Linked DNA regions of Homo sapiens: region 2 is linked to region 1. Evidence: read pairs that join two places in POLR2A ChIA-PET (ENCODE). Cell type or tissue: GM12878. All regions are shown on one strand.

Evidence for each region. ChIA-PET counts read pairs that join two places held together with the same protein. Peaks named below come from ENCODE experiments on the same cell type or tissue, not always from the same donor. Only the 100,000 strongest peaks of a DNase experiment are listed, where the experiment ranks them.
Region 2: POLR2A ChIA-PET joins it to region 1 with 5 read pairs; 1 of 35 experiments calls an interaction of 5 or more read pairs at or near these places.

Annotation. Positions count from the first base shown.
Region 1 is chr6:155,349,050-155,354,049 of GRCh38, reverse strand. No RefSeq gene overlaps it. Among named protein-coding and RNA genes, the nearest start is that of TFB1M, 37 kb to the right of the region's middle. In GM12878, no CTCF peak of the experiment used is centred here; DNase peaks (open chromatin) are centred at 1,089, 2,251 and 2,509; H3K27ac peaks cover 4,832 bases.
Region 2 is chr6:157,097,455-157,102,454 of GRCh38, reverse strand. All of the region lies in intron 5 of ARID1B (AT-rich interaction domain 1B), which reads right to left. Among named protein-coding and RNA genes, the nearest start is that of TMEM242, 220 kb to the left of the region's middle. In GM12878, no CTCF peak of the experiment used is centred here; a DNase peak (open chromatin) is centred at 2,094.

The DNA of each region.
Region 1 (5,000 bases):
TGTATCCTTGCATTGGTATTTACACATTTGTGGAGACTGCCACCTTTTCCAGCCTTCACAAGTGTTCTTTGGCAGGAATAGACCTTCACTGTTTATTCTAGCCTATGTTTCTAGATTGGTCAGCTAGTAATGACTCTGGGCAGGCAGAGCTTGCTCTCAGGTTCTCTAGATGACTGGGCTGCTACCTTTGCTCTGAATTTGTGTGGGGCAACTGGCTTGGTTCTGCTATCCAAAAAGACCACTGGCTTAATTCTGAAGTCAGACTGAGCTATGGAATCAGAATTGCAATTGCCTGTGATCTGGCTGAAATAGGAGTATTCTCTGATCAGGTGGTATCACTCTTTGAATCCAGCAGTTGAACAGGGCTGTAGGAGGAGTCTTGAGGTAATGTGGATTGGGACAGATGAACCAACTGCTATACTCAGTACAAATGTACAGTTGAGATTTGCCTCTCTCTCTGAGAAGGGTCTGAGGTGGGCTTTAAACTCCCTGATGTAGCAGAACTAGTGACTGCTTGTTGTCAAAATTCACTCAGGATCTGCTGTGGAACAGAGGCTGGCAAGACTGTCCTGGTGGTTCAGACTGGCTAGTAGTTCTGTGTAGACAGAATTACTCCCAGGCCATGGCAGAGAGGGGCTGGAGCCAAGACAGGGTCCCTTCAGGATGTGTTGTGCAACAGAGGCTGGCAAGCCTGTCCAAGTGGCTCAGATAGGTGTGTCTCCCAGCAGTTCCATGCAAAGGCAGGATCGTTTCCTGACTGCAGTGTGAAGAACTGGAACTGAGACTGAGCCCCTTCATGATTTTCGGTGGGACAGAGACTTAAAAACCTGTCACAAAGGCTTGGACAGGTAAATATCCCAACAGTTCCCTGTGTGGAAAGAATATCTCCCAGGCTGGGGCAGAGAAGTACTAGCACCAAGACTGGGCCCCTTCAAAATCTGTGAAGACAGAGGCCAGTAAGTCTGTCTCAGTAACTCAAATGGGTGAGTCTCCCTCTGCATCCTGTGTGAGCAATACTAAGCTGGGAACACAGCTGAAAGGGACTAGAGCCAAGTTGCAGGATAACTTTCAAGTCTACTACTGAAACTGATGTCAGCAAGCAGATGAGCCTTTCTGCTGAGGCAATAGTGTGCATGATTCCTCCTGGACCCTTTGGAAAATTGTTTTGTTTGTAGGTTCAAGGCAAGCCTTTAGGGAATGGGGCTGGTTTGAGGTTTGAACTCAGAAGCACAGTCAGCCAGTCTGACACCTAGGTGCAGGTCTGCACTCTCAAAACCACTATCCTAGGTCTTGGGCTCCACCAGGTTTCACAGCCTTCTACCTGAATCTCAGAGACCCAGAAGGAGACTTTTTTCTGTGGATGGGATTCTTACTGAGGGAAGATAAGAGCAAGTGACCCCCAATCCTCTAACTGGCTAACATCACTCCATCCAGAAATAACTTTTTAGTGATCAGGGTCCCTTTGAGGTGAAGCCCTTTAAGCTTAATGAGACCTAAAAGAAAAAGTGATCAGGAGATGACCATTTAAAAAACTACTTCAAATAGAATGCAGTTAGGCTGAAATGAACCAGAAACACTGATTCACTGACCTTCCTGAAATGTAAAACACTTTCTGGAACCAAGTGGATCTTTCTCATTGATTTTTCTAAAGCTCCTTAGGGCATCTTTAGTGCCACATAAAAAGTACTTGCCAAAGGAACCATGTAGTTTGTACTAGAAGCTCTTAAGTGAAGAGTTAATTCTCAAAATAGATTTTGGTTATCTCAGATCGCCACAAGATCAAGTGAAGAATCCCACAGATCTGGCTGGGTGCGGTGTCTCATGCCTATAATACCAGCACTCTGAGAGGCCGAGGCAGGCAGATAACCTGAGGTCGGGAGTTCAAGACCAGCCTGACCAACATGGAGAAACCCCATCTCTATTAAAAATACAAAATTAGCTGGGCGTGGTGGTGCATGACTATAATCTCAGCTACTTAGGAGGCTGAGGCAGGAGAATGACTTGAGCCCAGGAGGCGGAGGTTGTGGTGAGCCGAGATCACGCCATTGCACTCCAACCTGGGCAACAAGAGTGAAACTCCATCTCAAAAAAAAAAAGAAAAAGAAAAAGAAAGAAAGAAAGAAAAAGAAAAGGAAAGGAAAGAATCCCACAGATCTCACAATCTTTTTTCTGTCAAATTTTAGTCATTCACTCATTCATTCAGCTAATGTAGCACATATTAACTGAGGCTCCAGTTAACTTGTTAGGCAATACTTATGCCTTCATGAGTGCTCTATCACTTTTTAAAATTGAAACAGAAATAAGTAGATATAAGTAGATTAGAACATGTATCCATTCATCCACATTATCCATGCTGAGACACTTTAAAGCCAAAATTGGGTTTTTTAAATTTTATTATTTATTTATTTATTTTGCCTACGTGGTCATGTCTGATACCTGTTTGGGTAATGATTAGAACATAGTGACAGATGTAGAAATATGACTCAAAACTAAACTGGGGCAGCTTTCCCAAAAAAGTAACTGAAGACTGTGTTCAAGCCTTGCATATACATAGACACCTGCTATATTTGCATAGCCCAGGCTTGCAGGAAACTCTAATCAATCATTTTCTGTGTGTAGAATTATTCAACCAGAAAACCATTACTTATTTCACCAGAAAAATTTTGTTTTTTCATTGCTGCTAGATTAGTTACATCCCATCTCCCCACTTCCCTCTCTTCATCAGCAAACAAAGTTTATACCAAATTATATGGATCAATGTCTCAGCCTATAAGAAATTTTGGTTTATTTTTAAATTTTCAAAAAGGTGGATTCTTTCATTTCTTTTGTTAATGTGCAATAAAAATTCTATCTTCTCTTACATATTTCTTTAATTATATTTATTGAGTGTTCTTCACTGGGCCAGGTGCTAGAAAATTTGTAAACAAAAGGAGAGAAATATTGATTAAATAATCATTAAAAAGTAAGCAATTACAAATCATGATGACTGATAAGAAGGAAAAGTAGAAGTTGCTACCTGGAAAGATAAAAAGGGGGAACCTGATAGAGTTGTGGGATTGGGGGGGTTGTGGGTCAATAAAGAAGCAATGATTGAGCTGAGATTTTAATAAATAGACATTAACTTAGAGGAAGTTCAGAGAGGGGGATCAAGAGAGAGATGAGAACGTTGCAGGCAAGGAAAAATAAAGTATGTGCCAAGGCCCTGAGGCAGGAGGGAGACTGCGCGTTGAAGGACTGAAAGGTTTAAGAGAATATAGGAAATACCTGAGAAAATGGCCAACTAGAAGTAGCTAGTGTGCACTGCTCTCACAGAAAGGAATGGAAGGGGTGCATAAATACAGCATTTTCAACTGATACATCCAGGTAAATGCATTGGGTCTAATCAAAGAAACAATTCAACCCACAGAGAATCGAGAAAAGCAAGGCAGGTTGATAGCCCACCCAGGAGTAACACAGAGCCAGGGGAACCTCCTCTACCCAGGGAGGTGGTGAGTGAATGTGTGACCCCAGGAACCCATGCTTCCCTCATGGATCTTTGCAACTCTTAGGTCAGGAGATCCCCCTGTGAACCCATGCCACCAGGGCCTTCAGTCTGGCACAGAGCTCTGGAGTCTTGGCAGAGCAGCCACTCAGGCACATGCAGAGACCTGGGAGCCTTAGATACCCAGGCTTTCTGGGCTTCCCAACAAAAGCAGCTGCAACTCCAACAAAGTGGGAGGTTAGACCCCTGAATATATCCCTAGGAAGGGAACTGAATCAAAAGGGCTGAGCAGCAACAGCCTGCAGACCCCACTTCCATGGCACCTCGCGGGATAAGACCCACTGGCTTGGAACTGCAGCCAGCCACCGGTAGCAGTGTTACACCTCCCTGAGATGGAGCTCCCAGAAGGAGGGGCATGCCACCACCTTTGCTGTTCGGCCAACTGAGACATTCCAGGTTTCTAGCTTTGGAGAGTCTGAGGTAACCAGGGGCTGAAGTGGGTCCCCAGCACAGCGCAGCAGCTCTATGAAAACATGGCCAGGCTGTTTTTTTTAAGAGGGTCCCCCATCTCATTCCTCCTCACTGGGCGGGACCTCCCAACCACCATCCCTAGCTATCCCCACCAGTGTTCTCCAGCTGACAAGAGGTTTCAAACCTCCCTGGGATGGAACTCCCAGAGGGAGGGGCAGGCCACCATCTTTGCTGTTTGGCCAACTTAGCTGTTCTGGCCTTTGGGCTTTGGAGAGTTTGAGGCAACTAGGGGCTGAAGCAGACCCTCAGCATAGCCCAGCTGCTCTGCAAAAATGTGGCCAGACTGCTTCTTAAAGTGGGCCTCCGATCTTAGTCCTCCTCACTGGGCAGGACCTTCCAACCAGGGCCTTCGGCTACCCCTACCAGTGTTCTCCAGCCAACTGAGGTTTTAAACTTCCCTGGAATGGAGCACTCAGAGGGAGGCACAAGCTGCCATCTTTGCTATTTGGATGACTTAGCCATTCTGTCCTTTGAGCTCCGAAAGTCCAAGGTGACCAGGGGCTAAAGCAGACCCCCAGCACATCACAGCTGCTCTACAAATGTGTAGCCAGACTGCTTTAAGCAGGTCCCCAATCCCATTCTTCCTCACTGGGCAGGACTTCCCAACTGGGGTCTTCAGCTATGCCAAGCAGTGTTCTCCAGCTGACAGTGGTTTCAAACCTCCCTAGGACAGAGCTCCCAGCAGGCAGGGCAGGTGACCATCTCTGCTATTTGGGTGACTCAGCCATTCCAGCCTTTGGGCTTTAGAGAATCCAAGGCAACAAGTAGCTGGAGCAGATTCCCAGCACAGCACAGCTGCTCTATGAAAATGTGACCAGACTGTCTTTTAAAGGATATCCCCAATCCCATTTCTCCTCACTGGGCAGAACCTCCCAACTGGGGTCTCCGGGTACCTCCTACAGGTGCGTTCAGGCTGGCAACAGATCTCTCCCTGAGACACAGCTCCCAGAGGGAGAGGCAGGCCACCATCTTTGCTGTTTCACAGCCT
Region 2 (5,000 bases), 1.7 Mb before region 1:
TCCTATCTATATGTAAGAATGCGCTGGGTTCCTTAGCACTTAATGCAGGCAAAAGTCTAAGACTTAAATGGTAAGTACATTTAGCAGGTAAATGTTTAGATAAATGATTACTTGTAGTTTTATTTTTCCAACTCTTTCGGATCAGAAACAAACCAACAAATCAGATCAACTACTGATCAGATGCAATTGCGTAAATTATACTCTACTACTTTTGTGTTGGGATGGTAGAGAATAAACATGAGGTGAATAGGATTCCCACATTAATCCTTTATTGAGGTTAAAATTCCTTGGGGATAATTCCTTTCTACATTACTACAGTATACAACTATAGAAAAAGAACAAGAACACTAACTCTGAACCACAACCAATTCTGGCAAACAAACCATTCACCCCTTTTCAAATAATACTGCATTATCTCCAGTATTAGTAATACTAATAGATATAGAAATATTCAGAAATTCCATGTTTCAAAAGTTGTAGTGGCCATAGAAAAATTATTCCTTCCTTTCACATCATTACAGCTAAAAAGCCAACTAACCTAAGATGGATTTAGTTATCTGAGATGGAATATTGACATGATTAGTCAAGATAGCAAATCTGGAGTCTGAATGACAGACACTACTTGATTTCGGTTTTAATGCCTCAGATCCATTCTATCCTTCCAATTTTCCTACGTTAGCTGACTCTGGGCAAAAGTGAAGAAAGAAGGAGCTAAAGAGAGAGCACTGTCTAGAATATACATTTATTTGTCTTACAAGTTCGCAGGTAAATTAGAGATAGCTTGAATGTACCAAATGAGGTTAAAAAAAAAAAAGAGTACTCACTATATAGAGGGCAATGTCCTAAATTATATTCTTCGATTAGTAATTCAAGAAGATTGGCTTTTTATAATTAATGTGAAAAGACATGTGAAACCATGGAAATTTGGATAATTTTCTTGGCCAATCATCCTCAATACATGGAGATCATGAGGTGTTTAGTGGCAAGTACTTGGGCCCTCTTCATAAACTCTGTGACAGTGGCAAGGGTAAGACAGACCTATTCTTAGGTCCGTGTGAATTAAACTGGTTGTGGTTCTTGTTGAATTCTGAGAAGAAATGAGGAATGCTTCCAGTCACTTTGCAAATAACTCTATCATGATCAAGTTACTCCCATGGGATGGTGCTACAAAATCAATACATAGTTCATGGTTTTCAGCAATTAGCAATTGAATTAATTCTTCTACTCATCAAGAATTCTTGGTGGTGTCATTAACTTTAGTGAGAAATTAAAAGAACACATTGTAGCAACCAAATACTGATACATTACTACTATGATCGTGTTCATCTTGTGCTTCCCACTGACTGTGCAATTCTGCTGCTGCATCCAAAATTAAAACACTGGGTTGCTTTATTCTAGTACAGCCTCATGGAAATCGGCTCTCTTTCAAATCTTTAAAGTAGAATACGGGTCTCACCTGCCACCATCTGACTTTACCGATCTTCTGGAGGATGCATTTCTTATATTCTGCCAAACCCACTAGTAATTACACTATAACTTCTTACTATGGGTTGTATTTAGTTGCTCCTTTAATTTCTGCAACATGAAGAACTGGTCAGGATCTTTCCTTCCACCATGATAAATGACAATATAATTTTGTTAAGAGACAGCATTGGTTGGTTGCATGGTAGACTCCGCATCTGTGGAAATCACTGTACATCTTATCTCAGTTAGTAAGAAGCTAGAGTATGGTAAGATGGTACAGCTCTGCAACACAGCACAAGGATTTCATGGGTCATTTCTTTAAAAACCTGCATAATACCTAATGGTGTAAATGAAAAATACATTTTTGATAATCCATACATTCAACAAATGTCCTAGTCTCAGGCATTTATTTAGATGAGTTAGAAAACCCACAAGTTATTTAGACATAGCATCCTTCTGTTCAGTGTTTTCTATTTCACTTGCTTCAAGAACGGAAAAAAATCCCACTTATTCTCAGAATGAAGAAGCAGGCTGGCTGACACCAACTTCGATATGCTCCAAGCAAACTACTGAAATACAGAATCTGCTCAGGCTTCCGCTTAGTGGTTCCGGTTAACAGTTTATCTGAAGTGCGTGGGTGTGAACTTATAACACTTCCTATTGTTCAGCATGGGGTGTGTGTGCCTCTGTCTCTAATAAGATCACCTCACCCTTTACCAAAAGGTCCTGTATCAGGGCAGAGGGGTGGGGAAGATGTTGGTGAACAGGCTGTCAACACAATTCTTTATTGTGAATAAATCCTATCTCAGATTAGAGCAGTATAAACCAGAAAGTAATGTTCTTCCCTACCTTTCAACTGAGAACACAGAACCACAGCAATTTGGTGTCCTCACCTTGAAGGAGTTAAGCCCCTGCTTTGAGAGATAAACCTTTTCATGTCATACAGCTCGAAAGTTCATTCAAAACGGGGCTAGACTTTCCTAAATCCTTATCCAAAATATTACAGACTATTCATGTGTCATTAGGTCCTAAAAATACAGATAAATGGGCACTTCAGAGGCTATCTGACTTGGATACTCCCGAGCCATGAAGGGAATAAGGATACTTCCAATTCCCGAACTTGAGAGAACAAGACAGCTCCCACGCACCGTTCACAGGGCCATATACCTTTATTCTAAACAAACTAATACACTGTCAAAAACCTGCCGGATTAAGCTTTTCAACTCTCCTCCCTACTGTGGTCTGAGTGTTCCAAGTCTTTTTCTAAACCTCACTCCTAGGCTTGAAGATAGATTAGCTATAAAGGACGATCAGCCAACAGGTAGAAAACAGAAGTGAGTATGATGTGGTCTATGTGAATTATGTCCTCATAAAAGCCCTTAAAGACCAACTTATAAAACGTTACTCACCCAGCCTGCTATCATAGATTCAAACCAGAACTTTTCTTTTATTAATTAAACATACTAAAACTACACAATGTTTTTCGCATGGGTCCTCCTCATAACTCTGTGACAGGTGCGAGGGTAAGACAGACCCTTGCAAGTTGGTTTAATAGTCTGATCACTAATACCCATGAGATCCCTTTTGGGGAGATACCTTCCCACAGAGAACTTGGGGCAAAGAAACTGAAAAGTCTCTGGCAAGGCAAAGGACAAGTTAAGTCAGAGGATACATGGTGATGCACGGACTTCTAGACTTAACTATTTAAGTCAGCACAGCTTTGATTAAAGATAAACTGGAGTTGGCCCAGCGCAATGGCTCACGCTTGTAATCCCAGCACTTCAGGAAGCCAAGGCAGGCAGATTGCTTGAGGTCAGGAGTTCGAGACTAGCCTGGCCAACATGATAAAACCCTGTCTCTACAAAAATGCGTGGTGGTGGGCACCTGTAATCCCTGCTACTTGGGAGGCTGAGTCAGGAGAATTGCTTAAACCTGAGAGGCGGAAGCTGCAGCGATCTGAGATCATGCCACTGCGCCCCAGCCTGGGTGACAGAGCGAGACTCCGTCTCAAAAAAAATAAAAAAAATAAACTGGAGTCATAAAACATTTACATACAGAGGATTCTCCGCATTAAAATGAGACATTTTTAGTCTGGATGACTGCTAAGTGGCCTGAAAGGTGTGGGAATATAATGTGCTTTGGGTTTGACTGAGGCACAACTCTCAGGGTGGCGGCTGGCACAGCTCAGCCTGGGTCCCACTGCACTTGCCACTCCACTCAGGACCGACTCTGGGGAGGTGAATAAAAACTGTGTCTTTGTGGATAAAACAGCCATTAAATAAAAGATGGAACTTTAAGGAAAGCTTCTCAACTTTAGTTAACTTCAGATGTGAAGACATGAATAGTAAATAGGCAGTATGACCAAAAATGTGATTTGGTTGAAAGCAGGAACCACTTCTAACTTTGGGAATCTTGAGGATCTGCGAGGCATCCCCTGTGAAAGTCCATGATGTCCTGAAGTACATCAACTACCATGCTGAAAATCTGGCATTCTCATCAAAACACACCCTTTGCAATAGCTTTAAAGCTCAGGCATACAATTCCAAGGTCTACTGGGCCACGTGAAAACCCACTTGTGGAGGGAAAGGTCTATTCTCCACATTTGGGTATGGCATCGCTAGCCCGGCCTTCCCCCAGGAAGTCCGGATTCATAGCACTCTGCTATCTGTAAGAAAAGAGGTAGGTTCTGAACTTTCCTCAGGCAGAACACCAGACATAAAATGCTGAACAGCCACCAGCTCCATTCTCTCGAATCCTCGCTTTGATGTAAGGTAAGAGGCGGCGGGGAGAACACCAAATAGAGGGATGGTTTATATTTCTCTCACCAGGGCAAATTAATAAAAACAAAACCTAATTTTTCCCTTCTCTCACCCATTCTTATTCCTCCTCAATATTTTTCCTCTTTCTAAGATTCCTTTTTTGTTTGAGAAGCTTAATATTTGGCTGCCTCTGAAGAAATGGGTATAGTGACAGATGAAAGACTTGTATTCATCGTCTAATTCAGAATAAGGGGAAAAATCGACTGCTGTGCATTTTAGATTCTAACAACCTTGCAATTTTGTATAGTCGTTTCCCCCACCCGTTCTTTTGAAGAAATCTGCTTTTATTCTGCTAATAACTAACCACAGTTGCAGCAGCATGGATCCGATTAGCAGTTCTTATGACACAAAGGGGAGAAGAAAAAAAGCTGTGAACAGGGTTGCCAATTTGTCCACCTGGGCCCCCAGGAGAAAGATTAGCTGAGGCGCCTGCCTGCTCCCTTTCTTCCACTTGATCGCTGCTCTGTGCTGCCGGATAGAGACAGGCCTTTTTAAAGCCAAGGCACTTTCCTTTAATCAAAGTTTCACTCGCCTCCACCCTCTCTTGTCACAAATTTCTCATTCTGGGTTCCAACGCTTCGTGACAACTCTGCCTGTAAACATGGGTGGTTGGCTATGAGAAGTGCCACATGCGGATGCTCACTCCCTTGGAGTCATTTTGCACCTAAAAGAGAATATAGCACGTGAGCGCTTGCTGTGCCCTGTAGGTACGAGGGA